Linked DNA regions of Homo sapiens: region 2 is linked to region 1. Evidence: chromatin contacts called from ENCODE Hi-C or POLR2A ChIA-PET data. All regions are on one chromosome and are shown on one strand. Each heading gives the region's core, a stretch centred on a gene start or an enhancer-like site at or near the end of the contact. The rest is flanking DNA. Distances are from core to core; before and after follow the strand shown. Region 1 overlaps SNX29 (sorting nexin 29). Region 2 overlaps SNX29 (sorting nexin 29).

Region 1 (6,638 bases), core at 2,798-5,297:
GTGTTGGCCAGGCTGGTCTCGAACTCCTGGCCTCAAGTGATTCACCCATCTCGGCCTCCCAAAGTGCTGGGATTACATGAGCCACTGCGCCTGGCCAGCTTTTCATTTATTAACACATCCTTTCTTTGAGGTTAGTGTTACTGTCCCTTTTTTCCAGATGAGGAAACTGAGTCTCACAGAGTGAAGTGGCCAAGCCATAGTCTCACAGCTGGGACGTGGCAGCATGGGGAGTGTGAGCTGGGTATGCACGATTGGCAAGCCTCTACCCTTTGTCACTGTCAGTCACACCAACATGAAGCACTTACAGAGCAGTCTTGAATATCTTCAGGGCTGGGGCTTTCCAGGTCCTGCATTGTAACTGTGGGTCCTCTGTGCCCCTTGTAAACAAAGCCAGGCTTGGTCACGCTCGTCTTCCACCACTGTGTGTCTCCTCTGGAGGTCCTCAGAGTATAGAGGCCGCAGCCACTGTGTAAGCCTTGCCGCCACTTTGGCCTCTCAGTGCTTAGATCGGCCATGGGAGCCCTATTGGTGCTGTCCAAGGTCCTACCCATCTCCCCTTCTTTGAGGTTAATTGAAGAAAGGGCTAGAAAATGGGGCTGGGGAGGGTTAAGGAACTTCTGAGAGCTTTGACCCCGGCTGAGAAAAGGGGTCTTTGATACCTGTTCGACACGCACTCGGAGCTATCCCGTTCCTAATTTGATTGCCCATGAGCTGAGCCCTTTGTCTTCATTCATCTAACACACCCAGGATGTTTTGCCTGGACCAGAGAGAAGGGTGAACACAGCCCAGCTTTGGTGCTGGCACTCGCCTGTGAGCGCAGAATCTCCTGGCTTAGCACACATCACTCAGAAGATAAAGGAGGTTACGGCTTGCTGAGTAAGAACAGGATTTCATGTTTTTTTCTTTTTTATGCATGAGAACTTGCTGTGACAGAGTTGAGGATGTTTTTCTCACTAGCTCGTTCTGGGAAGACAGGTTGAGAAATTACTAATGCAGCAGGAAACAAGCCGTACTGTCAGGGTTGGGGGTAAAGCTTGTTTATGACTTTCACATTAAAGGTACAAGCAGAATGGCCTCATCAGTAAGGAGGGCGGCAGTTGTGCAGGCTTGGGTTTGACTCAAGGCTATGCCGTTTACTTTATCAGTGATCCTGGATTAGAACCTTTAGGGACTTCATGCCTCTATTTTCCCCTCTGTAAAATGGGACTAATTATAGCCCCTACCTCAGAAAGTTGCAGAGTTCACACCTAGCACAGAGAACGCACTAACTAGTTTGGCTGTGGCTGCAGCAGGGGTGTATACAGCTAATTTCTGGGTTCCTTAGATCCAGGGAAGAGCTGGTATTAAGAGGTGTTCAGGGGGCTGGACGTGGTGGCTCACGCCTGTAATCTCAACACTTTGGGAGGTCAAGGCAGGCGGATCAGGAGGCCAGGAGTTTCAGACCAGCCTGGCCAACATGGTAAAACCCCATCTCTATTAAAACTGCAAAAATTAGCCAGGCATGGTGGTGCACACCTGTAATTGTAGCTACTTGGGAGGCTGAGGCAAGATAATCGCTTGAGCCCGGGAGGTGGAGGTTGCAGTGAGCCGAGATCACAGCACTGCACTCCAGCCTAGGCGACAGAGTGAGAGAGAACCCGTCTTAAAAAAATAAAATAAAAAGAGTTGTTCAGGGCATGGGGGCCGGGGGAGCACACAGCAAGCACATTCACTGAGCATATTTAGGAGACGATGTAGATTTATCCATGTATCTCCACCCACGGTCAGTCCCTTTCCTCCCAGCTGTTGGTGAAATGGATCTCAGAGGCTGGGACTCTGGGATCTTGTTAGCATAAAGATGCCATCCCCCTGGCCAGCCCCTAAATTGCTGAGCTTAGAGACCAGACTGCAAGGTGCCAGGCACACCCAAAATAATGTACCTTCTTTTCACCTCAGGAAACTGGTTAGTGTGGTACATGTTTGGATTTTAGTATAGTGGCTAAGCCAAAGCTCTGTTAGTAAATTCCTACAGGAGCTCATTGGCAACTTGGTGCATGACAGAAAGAGCAAGACTTTGAGCCAAACAGACCTGGGCTCAAATTCCAGCTCAACTACATAGCAGCCTTGTGAACTTCACCTCTGCCTCAGCATCCTCATCTATAAAATTGGTGATAGTGGCAGAGATTTCACAGGCTTGTTGGGAGGATTAAAGGAAATATTACCTACTATGGAGCTTCTCGAAGGGAAGCAATTTTGACTTTGTTTTTACTTCTTTGTTCAAACTCTCACTTCAGTCCCAAAATGATTGAGTTGGCAGCTTAGATATTATTACAGTTGTTTGCCCTACTTCATGTCTTTTTTAAACATTGGAGCATCTGAAACTTCACTTTGGAAAAAGGGAAGCAGAGTAGGTATTTTTGGCACAATGACCTCTATCCTATGTGGGGTTTGTTTAAACAAAAAAAAGTAATAAAATATCTCCTATATCAGAGAGGTGTGTCCACAGCATATAAGAAGTTGTCTGGCTGGGCATGGTGGCTCACGCTTATAGTCCCAGCTTTTTGGGACGCTAAGGCAGGAGAGTCACTGGAACCCAGGAGGCAGAGGTTGCAGTGAGCTGAGATCGTGCCACTGCACTCCAGCCTGGGCAATAGAGCAAAACTCCGTTTCAAAAAAAAAAAAAAAAAAATTGTCTGCCATTTATAGACCAAAATCGTCCTGTCCTGCTAAAGTATAATCGATCTTGGTGACAGCTTTCTTCTCAGTGGGCTAAGCAAATTCACAGCTTTCTGCATTTCCCCTTGCATTTTTTTATTTTTGAGACGGAGTCTCACTCTGTCACCCAGAATAGAGTGCAGTGGTGTGATCTAGGCTCACCGCAAGCTCTGTGTTCTGGGTTCATGCCATTCTTGTGCCTCAGTCTCCCTAGTAGCTGGGATTACAGGGATCTGCCACCACACCTGGCTAATTTTGTATTTTTGTTTTTTAGTAGAGAGGGGGTTTCACCATGTTAGCCAGGATGGTCTCGGTCTTCCAAAGTGCTGACATTACAGGCGTGAGCCACCGCGCCCGGCCTCCCCTTGCACTTTTAAAATGATGTCTGGGAGTAATAACTGAGAATGGTTACTTGGTTTGGTTATCACGTATCTCCTATGTTGATGCTGTGTAACATACATCTATGATACTTTGTTGGTATGTGATAACATATTGCTTATGCGTGAGGTGATGGGCTAGGAGGCTTAACTGGTCTTAGCTGAGCTGGCTTCTGTGTCTGGGAATCAGTAGGTGGATGCAGGAGGGCCTTGACTAGGAAGAATGGAAAAACTGGGCTGTGAAACAGAAAGATCCACAGATCTTTCATCCTCCTCCCAGGACCAGTGGGCGAGCCTGGGCATGTACATCAGGGAGCACAGACAGGAGAAGCACACCCATATGGGTATCATCCAAGCTGTGAGCATGTCACATCGCCAAGGGGGATTACAAGGCAGAAACCAGAGTCAGTGGGAGGGCACTGCAAAGTCACGTGGCAAAGAGGGGCACAGAGAACGGTAGATGGGGCCATTTGTACACTTGCACAGATTAATGACCTGTTCTAAGTGGGAGAAAGGGTGGCTGTGGGCATGTAGCAGTGCTGTGAAATGCTAAGGCAAGTGATATAAATAGGGAGAAGATAGAACAGACCAGTAATTCGAGCCAAAACCATCCATGAATCCAGAATGGGGCCCAGAAAGACATCACTGTGTATTCTGGGATAGGGCCAAGTTTAATAGATTGCCCAGAGTCCTACTTGCCTTTACTTTCACAAAAAATTTTTAATTTACACAGTGCAATTGACTTTTGCTCTTGTTCATGTCTGTGAATTTAAACACATGCATAGATTTGAGTAACCACCATCACCGTCAAGATATAGACCAGTTCCTTCACCCTAAAAAGCTGTTTTCCCCTCATTTCCTTTCTAGCTGCACCCTCCCCCACCTCTAAGCCCTTGTCCCTCCCCCTCTAGTTTTGTCTTTTCAAGAATGTCACATAAATGGAATCATACTGTAAGCAACCTCTTGAGGCTGGCGTCTTTCAGCATGTGTGAGAACCGTCAAGTCGTTGGGTGAGTCAGCAGTGTTTTTATTACTGAGCAGAGTTTGGTTAAATGGATATACCACGGTTTATCTAGTCATAAAGGAATAAAGTTGCGTTGGTTCCAGTTGTTGGCAATTTTGAATAGAGCTAGTGGAAACATTCAAGTGCAGCTTTTTGTGTGAACAAAAGTTTTCATTTCTGTGCGGCAAATACCTAAGAGTTGAGGACTGGATCCTATGCTAAATGTAAGAAACTGCATTCCCACAGCGTATGAGGGGCCCAGTTGCTCTGCACCCTGGGCAGCATGTCATACTGTCATGATTCTTTACTGTGGCTGTTCACAAGGATGCAGAATATTTCATCATGGTCTTAATTTGCATTTTCCTAATGAGTAATGATGTTGAGCATATTTTCATGTGGATGTTTTCCTTTAACACATCCTCTTTGGGGAAGTAAGTAAGTGTCCAAGTATTTTGCCTGTTCTTAGAAACTAGGCTGTTTGTGGTTTTACAAAGATTTGAGTTTTGGGAGTTCTTTGTATATGTTAGATGCAAGACCTTTGTCGAACATGTGAGTTGCACATATTTTCTTCTAGTCTTCAGCTTCTTTTCAGTGTCTTTTGCATGACACCTTTTTAATTTTGATGAAATTTACTTTTTGTGTCCCAGATCATGCTTTTGGTGTCATGTCTACCAATTGTTAGCCTAAACCCAGGTCATAAAGATTTTCTCCTAGGTTTTCCTCAAAGTTTTATAGCTTTACATTTTAGATCTGCGATTCATTTTGAGTGGACTTTTGTGTCAGGTCCAAGGATTGGGTCAAGGTTAACCTACTTCCTGTGGCTGACCCGCTCCCCCCACCCCCAGCGTAAGGTCAAGTGGAGGGAGGACAGGACTAGAGGCATTACGGGGTGGCCCCACCCTCTTGGGACCACAGCTCTTATGATTAAAGAGGAACGTTATCCCCTGTATTAATTTCTTATTGTTGCCCTACCAAATTGGCACAAAGTTAGTGGCTAAAAACTACAGATTTATTCTCCAGCTGCTGTGGAGGCCAGAAGTCCGAGATCCGTCTTACTAGGCTACAGTCAAGGTGTCGGCAGGGCTGGCGCCTTCTCGAGGTTGTGGGGCAGAATTTGTTTCGCGGCTTCCTGGCAGCCACCCTATGCCATGGCCCCTTCTTTGCTTCCCAGCAATTACTCTGGGACCCTGAGATTCCATGGGGTGGACCTAAAGAGTCCAGGATCATCTCCCCATCTCAAAAGCCTGAATGTAACCACAGCTGCTGGTCCCTCTTGTTGTAGAAGCTCACATATGAAGACGCTCCAGGGATGAAGAGCTGGGCATCCTTGGGGCACCATTGATCTTACCGCCACCTCCCCTAGAGTGTCAGGTGCTTGAGGACTGCTCAAGGCTGAGGCATGAGAGAAGGGGCAAAAAGAAACAAGATCGCCTCCACCCTTTCTGAGCAGGAGTGCCCTTTTCCACTTCTGGACCCAGAGCTGGAGGGCTTCTCTGACAGCCCTGTCTGTTCACCCCCTGCCCACTTTTGGGGTCAGGCTGCCTGTAGTTCAGGCTGGAGGATGCTACAGGGGAAAAATGGTGAGCTCACTGCGGGTTTCCTGGGACAGCAACAACTGGTCATCTCTGTAGTCTGGCTGCTATTTAGTTTCCTGAGTTATTGACTAGCTGCCTCATGCATCCACTCCAGGTTTGAAAGCTGACTTGGAGGGGAGACACAGGGGGAGGTGACCTTACTACATCATACCCAGACCTGGAACCTCTTCCTCAGTATTGTCTATCCTGAAGTATTATGGAATATTGGTGCATGGAGAGAAGGACTATGGAACCATGTATCATATCTTATCAGGGAGAGAATGACAGGAGCAGGGGAATACCACTAACAGTGGGGATGGTCAGCCCTGATGGAGGACTTCTGAGTGCCAGAATTACCTTCTTCATTCTTCACAGAATTCCCTATGAGGGCAGTTACCATGTGCAGGCTCATTGTACAGATAAAGAAACTGAGGCTCATGGAAGGTCATCAATGTCTCAAAGGACCCACGCTTAGTGCTTGATGGAGCCAGGATCTCAGACCCAGACCTCTGTGATCTGAGTCCCAAGTCATAACCATTTCAGCATGTAGTTGTTCATCAGCCTCCCTTTTCAAGCTGCCAAATTGCTCTCCATGCCAGACCTCAACCCTGAGGTCACACTCTGGGCCACATCTCTGTCGGGGTCCATCGCATCTTCGTTCAGCCAGCTCCTAATGCAGCCGTGCTGACACCCGTTTACCACTACCCTGGGGCGGGAGTGGGTTCCTGATTCCTGTCACCTCCTGTCTTTTCCGTACTGTGCCAGCCAGTGCCTGATACTGACCTGCGTTTCCAACCCCCTGGAATGGAAAGGTTCAGAGGGCAGGAACCAAGCTCGCCTCTTCCCCTCTTCTCCCAGCTTTGTAGCACATGCCTGGAAACCAGTCAATGCTTGATGAATGTTTATGATGATGCAACAGATGTTTTCCACTGATTGCCCACGGTACATCCTGGGCCCACACAAGAGGACGCTGGATCCACTTCAGAGACT
Region 2 (6,638 bases), core at 2,753-5,252, 38 kb before region 1:
GTCCGGAGATGAGTGTGGCCTTGGGTGAAGCCCAAGTGAACAGGTAGCATGGTAATGGTAGGATCCGGGGCCCTGGACTTTCTCAGCAGTCGGGACCTGCCCTCCCTGTTATCTCCAGGACCAATGACTTCAGAGGACTGAACAACAAGGGCTCTGGGGAGGACAGCCACCTGGCTGCAACCAAGATCCTAAGGCATCTTAAGAGTTCTTGGCAGAAAGGCCCTGAAGTAAAAAAGTAAACGAAAAGCTTCATTAATTTCTAGATAAACATTCCTTCATTTTTTATTTCACAAACCTGTATTGAATATCTATCATACACCAAGTCTCGTGGCCTTGGAGACGAATAAGATACATTTCCTGCCCTCAGAGAGTTCACAGTCTCATAGGGCCTCCGAGTCAGTGCTATGGAGGAGGTTAAATTAGGGTGTGGGAGCACACGGGAGAGTGTATCATCGTGGATGCTTTCTACGGCAAGTGGCAACACCAAAGTCAAACTATTTTTAATCTAACAAGATCATGTATTGGCTTGTGTAACGAGAGGCTTAGGAATGACTTCAGGAGTGGCTGGAGTCGGGAGCTCAGTATCATCAGACATCTCTATCTTGACCAGTCTCCTTCTCTTGTATTTGCTGACATGAGAAATCAGCTGAGTCTTGCCTGTTGTATCTGTTCCTGTTTTTTTCTCTGCCTGCTTTTTCTCAATTGGCTTCCTTCTTAGGCAGCCACCTCTCTCAAGGCAAAGATGATCAGCTGCCTCAAGGCTTCCATTGTATCCACTAGGCGCCTCAGGCAGAAAGAGCATATTGTTTTCCCAGTAGTTTCAGTCTCAGCACTGATGCTCTGTGGCCTAGCTTGAGTCTCCTGCCTGTCCCAGGACCAATCACAGCGACTGTGATTGGCCAGGTCATTGGTTCATCCCTGGATGGAGGGGTGGATAATTTCTGTCCACTCTCAGACAAGGTTGATTCCCCAAGGAAAGGCTGTAGCACTGTCACCAGGAGAAAAGGACATGGGTAGCAAGCAGGCAAAATATCAAGGGGAGACAGCCTGTGGGGAGAAGGGAAAGAGAGACTGGGGAAGGGTCAGAACTGAGGTGCCACCAGAATTGAGTCTTGAGGGATAAGCAGCATTCAGCTATTGAAGCAGATAGACGAATTCCAGGCAGAGGAAACAGCACTTCTGAGAGCTGAGTTTATGGAACAACGCAACTTCCTCTGGCCCATGAGGCCCACTGAGAAGTCAGCATGTCCCACTAGCAGCAGGTACACGTGGCAGAGCATGTGCACGTTAGCAGGTGAGGCAAAACAGCAAGGCAGGGCCAGTTACCTTGTATGCTTAGCTAAGGAGTTTGGAATTTTATCCTGAAAGCAAAAAAAGTGGCATGGTTTTTAAAACTGGTTTGGCATTTAAAAAAAAAATGCTTGCTTGGGAAGCAGTGTAGGGGATGACCAGTAGCAGGAGACGCTGGGCTAGTAAATAAGTAAATACAGAGAGGGCTGCGTGCATATCAAGGAGAACACCATTTATTCATCCATTCTGCACATCTTTCATGAGCACCTACTATGTGCCAGCCACTGAAAATACAGTGGGAAATTAAACAGTTAAGGGCTCTGTTTGCATAGGCTTACAATTTTTGAGTGGGAAGGAGAACAGATAATGCACACATAAGCAAACATGTAGGTAGTCTCTAGTAATCTCTGAATAGCATAAAAGAGATTCAACTCTACATCTGTCTCTAAGTCAGGTCATAGGAGGCATTAACTTATAAACCAAACAGCATAGAATTTTTTCAATTTGCAAATTAAAACAATTTTTGGCCACTGTTGCCAACAAAAGTAAAATTGCTCAGTTCTGCTTGAAAGATGAGGATGTAAGTAGAGAGATGGTAGGTTTTTCAGAAGCTAGCAGTGAACTATCATCTAGGATTGATCTGCTACTTGATAGCAGAAGGGGCTTTGTATGCTGGGTAATGGAGCCATAGCTCCTTTTGGACAGCTGCATAAATCTTTTTAGGGAGCTGGAAAAATGAGCCACCCAGGCAGACCTGGCATTCTGCTTAATTCTCATTTCCACCTTTCATTCCTTCCCCTTATGCCCTCCGCTCATTCCCTCCTCCTGCAGTGGGAAATCGCAGTAGAAGGCACAAGTTAGGGTTCTATATGGGCATTCTTCAAACTGGAACAACCAATAAAAAATGTGTTTGCTCTCTGGGGCATTTCCCTCAGCAGTACTGTTGGTGGCAGGCAGGTCATGCATTTCACATTGTTTTGGAGACTTTTGCAGATGCCCCCAATGCACTGATTTTGGAAATAATTGAACATCACTGTTTTTTGTTTGTGGTGGATTAGGCTTCACTGCTAAGTTCCAGGTGACTGACGGGGGTGCCAGTAATGCCAGCACCCGAGCAGGGCAAGACATAGCTGCATCTTTTCCAGATTCTCAAGGCAAGTGGTAAAATGAAGGCGTCTTGGGGATCCTCCCTTAGTCTGTGCTTAGGCCACATAGCTCTGCACTGGTCAGCACCAAAGACAGGTCCACCGCAGCTGTCATTTGCCTGATGGTTTCCCACTCTGGGTGTGATCTGAATCACTGGGGGTTAAGCATATTCACAGGATCAGACCACACCCCAGACCCGGTGAATTAGAATCTCTACAGTGAAACCCCACAATCTGCATTCATTTACTTCTTTATTTATTTAGAGATGGGATCTCACTCTGTCGCCCAGGCTGGAGTTCGGTGGCACAATCACGGCTCACTTGCAGCCTTGACCTCCCTGTGCTCAGGTGATTCTCCCAACTCAACCTCCTGAGTACCTGGGGCCACAGTTACGCACAACCATGCCTGGCTAATTTTTGTATTTTTTTGTAGAGACAGGGCTTTGCTATGTTGCCCAGGCTGGTCTCAAACTCCTGGGCTCAAGGGATCCACCTGCCTCAGTCTCACAAAGTGCTAGGATTACAGGTATGAGCCATGGTGCCCAGCCTGCATTTATTTTATTTTAATTTTAAATTTTTTACAGATAGGATCTTGCACTGTCACCCAGGTAGGAGTACAGTGGCGTGATCATAGCACACTGCAGCCTCAAACTCCTGGGCTTAAGGGATCCTCCTACCTCAGCCTCCTGAGCAGCTGGGGCTACAGGCACATGCCACCACACCTAGCTAATTTTTTTTCTGTTAATTTATGCAGCGACAAGGTCTGGCTGTGTTGCACAGGCTGGTCTTGAACTTCTGGACTCAAGCAAACCTCGTGCCTCAGTCTCCCAAAGTGCTAGGATTATAGGCATGAGCCACTTCTCCTGGCCCTGCATTTGTGAAAGGTCCTTAGATAATGCTGATGGAGCTTGCCTGCAGACCAATAACTGAGGACCACCCAGAAGGCGGAAATAACTGGCCCCAGGTACACAGTGAGGTACATAGGTACTCAGAAAGCCAGGGCTGGGACTTCTGACAGGAGTCCGCCTCTCTGTAACCTCCACGGGCTCCTTTTGCTGTCAACCCCATGCCGTTATGTGGATGAGCAAAGAACACAGTGGTGAATATTTTCATGCATTGGTGCCAGGCTTTCCAGCCAAAATGTGGCTTGAGATGAACAGTATCAAATAAGACCTCAAAGAATGATTCTACAATTTTATCATCTGTCTATTCTTTCTCAATATCTTACCACTTAAAATGTGGTCTGTGTACCAGTGACATCAGCCTCATCTGAGAGCTTGTCGGATGTGCAGATTTCAGGCCCCATCCCAGACCTGCTGCATGAGAATCTGCATGTTCACAGGCCCCCAGGTGGGTTGCATACACAAGCAAGTTTGAGAAGCACTGTTGTGTGTCATTTTTGCAGTTGCTATCAGATTGGACCCTTCCAATGAGACCCTTTCCTGTCTCCTTCCTCCCCGCCTCACCTTGGTCCCCTCAGTGGAGGGCACCTGTTGCTCACTTGTCAGATTGTCAGGCTCTGAGCCACGCCTGTCATGGGCAGAGTGACTGTGTGTTATGTTGTCATATTGGGGTGTGGCTGTGTGCTGTGTTGCCCTCTCAGGATGAAACAGGAAGCTCCCAGCTGCAGGCAAGGCTCCAGGCTCTCACCGCTTCTGCCTCTTCCTATGGGCTCTTCATTCAGATTTATTCAAGAATTGTGTTCAACTATAACCCCAGCACTTTGGGAGATCAAGACAAGAGGATTGGTAGAGGCTAAGATTTCAAAACCAGCCTGGGCAACATAGTGAGACCCCATCCCTACAAAAACATTAAAAATACAAAAATTAGCTGGGTGTGGTGGTGTGCCCCTGTACCTTCAGCTACTTAGAAGGCTGAGGCAGAAGGATTGCTTGAGATTAGGAGTTCAAGGCTTCAGTGAGCTAGGGTTGCACCACTACACTCCAGCCTGGGTGACAGAGTGAAACGCTATCTCTTTAAAAACAAACAAATTATGTTTAAGACAGTGGTAGGCCAGACGCGGTGGCTCACACCTGTAATCCCAGCACTTTGGGAGGCTGAGGTGAGTGGATCACCTGAGGTCAGGAGTTCAAGACCAGCCTGGCCAACGTGAGGAAACGTCATCTCTACTAAAAATACAAAAATTAGCTGAGCATGGTGATGCATGCCTGTAGTCCCAGCTACTTGGGAGGCTGAGGCAGGAGAATCACTTGAACCCGAGAGGCAGAGGTTCCAGTGGGCTAAGATCACACCACTGTACTACTCCAGCCTGGGTGGCAGAGCAAGACACTGTCTCAAAAAAAAAAAAAAAAAAAAAAAAAAAGGCAGTGGTAAAAGATCTACATGGTTCCTGCCCTCATGGAATTTTCAGCCTAGCAGAGAATTTTATGGTTTTATTTGTTTACTTATTAAACAAATAACCTGATTTAGTCCCAGGGTCAGTTAGGGCCCTTTACATTGAGATGTGGAGGCTGTGATCCAGTTAAGCTAAGAAGCAACAGGCAGAGTGGATACCAGGGGACATGCAGGCCTGCACCAGGCCAACACTAGTTATAGGGTCAGGGACCTTCTCTCTCTGACTCATGCAGGTTTTACTGCCACTGCAATGGAAAGGTTCTAGTTCTTGGTGAGAACATGGGACCTGCTTAGTGTCCAGGCTCAGGACTGCCTCCGAGCTGGGCAGGCAACATGCTCCGTCCAGATGTGCGAGACTTGGAAGTGAAGCTGCAACTCAAACTAGGGTCTGATGAGGCCTCCTCTGGGCATTTACCTCCTTTGGGACAGTGGCAGTGAGGGGCGGTGGAGGAGGGCATGGGTTCTGGGGTCAGAGTACTTGGGTTTGAATCTTGAGCTAGTGTAGACCAGCATGTCACCTCGCTGTGCCTCAGTGTCTTCAAGTTTCAAGACGGTGGCATCTCCCTTACGAGGGCGCTGTGAGGATTGAGTGATTCGGGGAATGGCTTCAGAATGTGGCCGGGCCCACAGGGAATGCTTCACAGCCGCCGGTGGTGGTGGTTGCTAGGCTGAGGTAACATTTGAGATTTCCTGACCAAAATGCCCTTTGAATGCCACCCCCCAACTCTGACTCTCATCAGCTTCCCCACGGTGGCCGGGGCCTCATTCCCAGCCCTGTTTTACAGATAGGGAAACTGAGGTTCAGAGTGGCCTGCTCTAGGGCTCAGCCTGATCTTCTAGCCAAGGAATTCTTATCCTGGGGTCTGAGGATGAAATTCAAGTGATTAATGGAAAAGATTTACACTTTTGTTCTCAGTACCCTCTACGTGAAACATGAACTTTAAATGTGAACTTAGATGACAAATTATAATAGGAGTAATGGTACCTCCTCCTTTGTCCCCAGTGGAAAGCAATCACAGGTATTTTCGTATCACATTGCGGTTGCTGCGATGTTTCCAGCCATCATTAAAGCTCATGGTTAAAGGTCACTACTTTAGAATTACAGGAGCGATTAGAGCTGCCAGTAGATCTTGTTATTGAATGTGCCTGCAAAGAAGCACTCACGTTGCTGCATGGCAGTTCTGATACCTGTGTTTAAGACTATGTGCCTTTCTGCCTTTTTTCCCTAATCCCATGTATCTTGTTTTGTGAACTTAAAAACATCATTCTGACAAGGGGCCAGTAGGCTTCATTACAGCCACAGGGAGGACCCTCCCATCCACCACCCCCACCCCCAGGGTCGCCTCAACTGCACACCCCCCTGCCCATACCCTGCTGGGTGCTGCCACCCACCACTGCTGCTCTGAGCTGCCTCACTCCTTCCAGTTCGTCCTCCTTTTCCTTCCCTGCGACGTTCCTTTTTGTGAAGCAGGTGCTGGATAAATAATTAATAGGGTGGGAAGAATGTGGAGAGAATAACATAGCTCGTGTTTATTTTTAAGCAGCTGCTCCAGGTGCAGTCTAGGTGGGGAAAGTGGTTGAGGGGAGGCTGCTGCCGAGTGGTGGGAAGAGGCTTTGCAGATAAGCCCGTGCACTGAGAAGTCAGGGTGTTGGGGGGCAGAATGGGGCTCCAGGATGGGCAGCCCAGGGAAGGAGGGTCTGTGACCAGAACAATAAGTGGGGGATGCCCAGGGAGTATCAACATTTCAGTGAGAAGCTGAGGAAAACTCCTAGACTAGCAAAGTCGTGAGAGGAATTTGATTTCTGTGATTGAAAAGAGCAGAAATGGTGCAGCTTAAAGCTGGCTCC

The links. A loop is a pair of places that touch in the nucleus more often than their neighbours do. ChIA-PET counts read pairs that join two places held with the same protein, here RNA polymerase II (POLR2A). Pooled maps may share reads with other maps.
Region 2: a pooled map shows a loop between it and region 1 (2.2-fold over the local background). The contact joins two enhancer-like sites. A Hi-C loop is called at or near these places in 2 of 37 single-sample maps with no recorded cell type and 4 of 50 pooled maps. POLR2A ChIA-PET finds 5 or more read pairs at or near these places in 5 of 52 experiments (HEK293, MCF 10A, activated CD4-positive, alpha-beta T cell and 2 more).

Annotation. Positions count from the first base shown.
Region 1 is chr16:12,535,336-12,541,973 of GRCh38, forward strand. All of the region lies in intron 20 of SNX29 (sorting nexin 29), which reads left to right. It also overlaps a transcript of SNX29-AS3 not described here. Among named protein-coding and RNA genes, the nearest start is that of SNX29-AS3, 72 kb to the right of the region's middle. Within about 2 kb of position 4,048, at least 2 of the 41 ENCODE cell types and tissues checked have a DNase peak (open chromatin) inside an H3K27ac peak, as active enhancers do.
Region 2 is chr16:12,496,994-12,503,631 of GRCh38, forward strand. All of the region lies in intron 19 of SNX29 (sorting nexin 29), which reads left to right. Among named protein-coding and RNA genes, the nearest start is that of SNX29-AS3, 110 kb to the right of the region's middle. Within about 2 kb of position 4,003, at least 2 of the 41 ENCODE cell types and tissues checked have a DNase peak (open chromatin) inside an H3K27ac peak, as active enhancers do.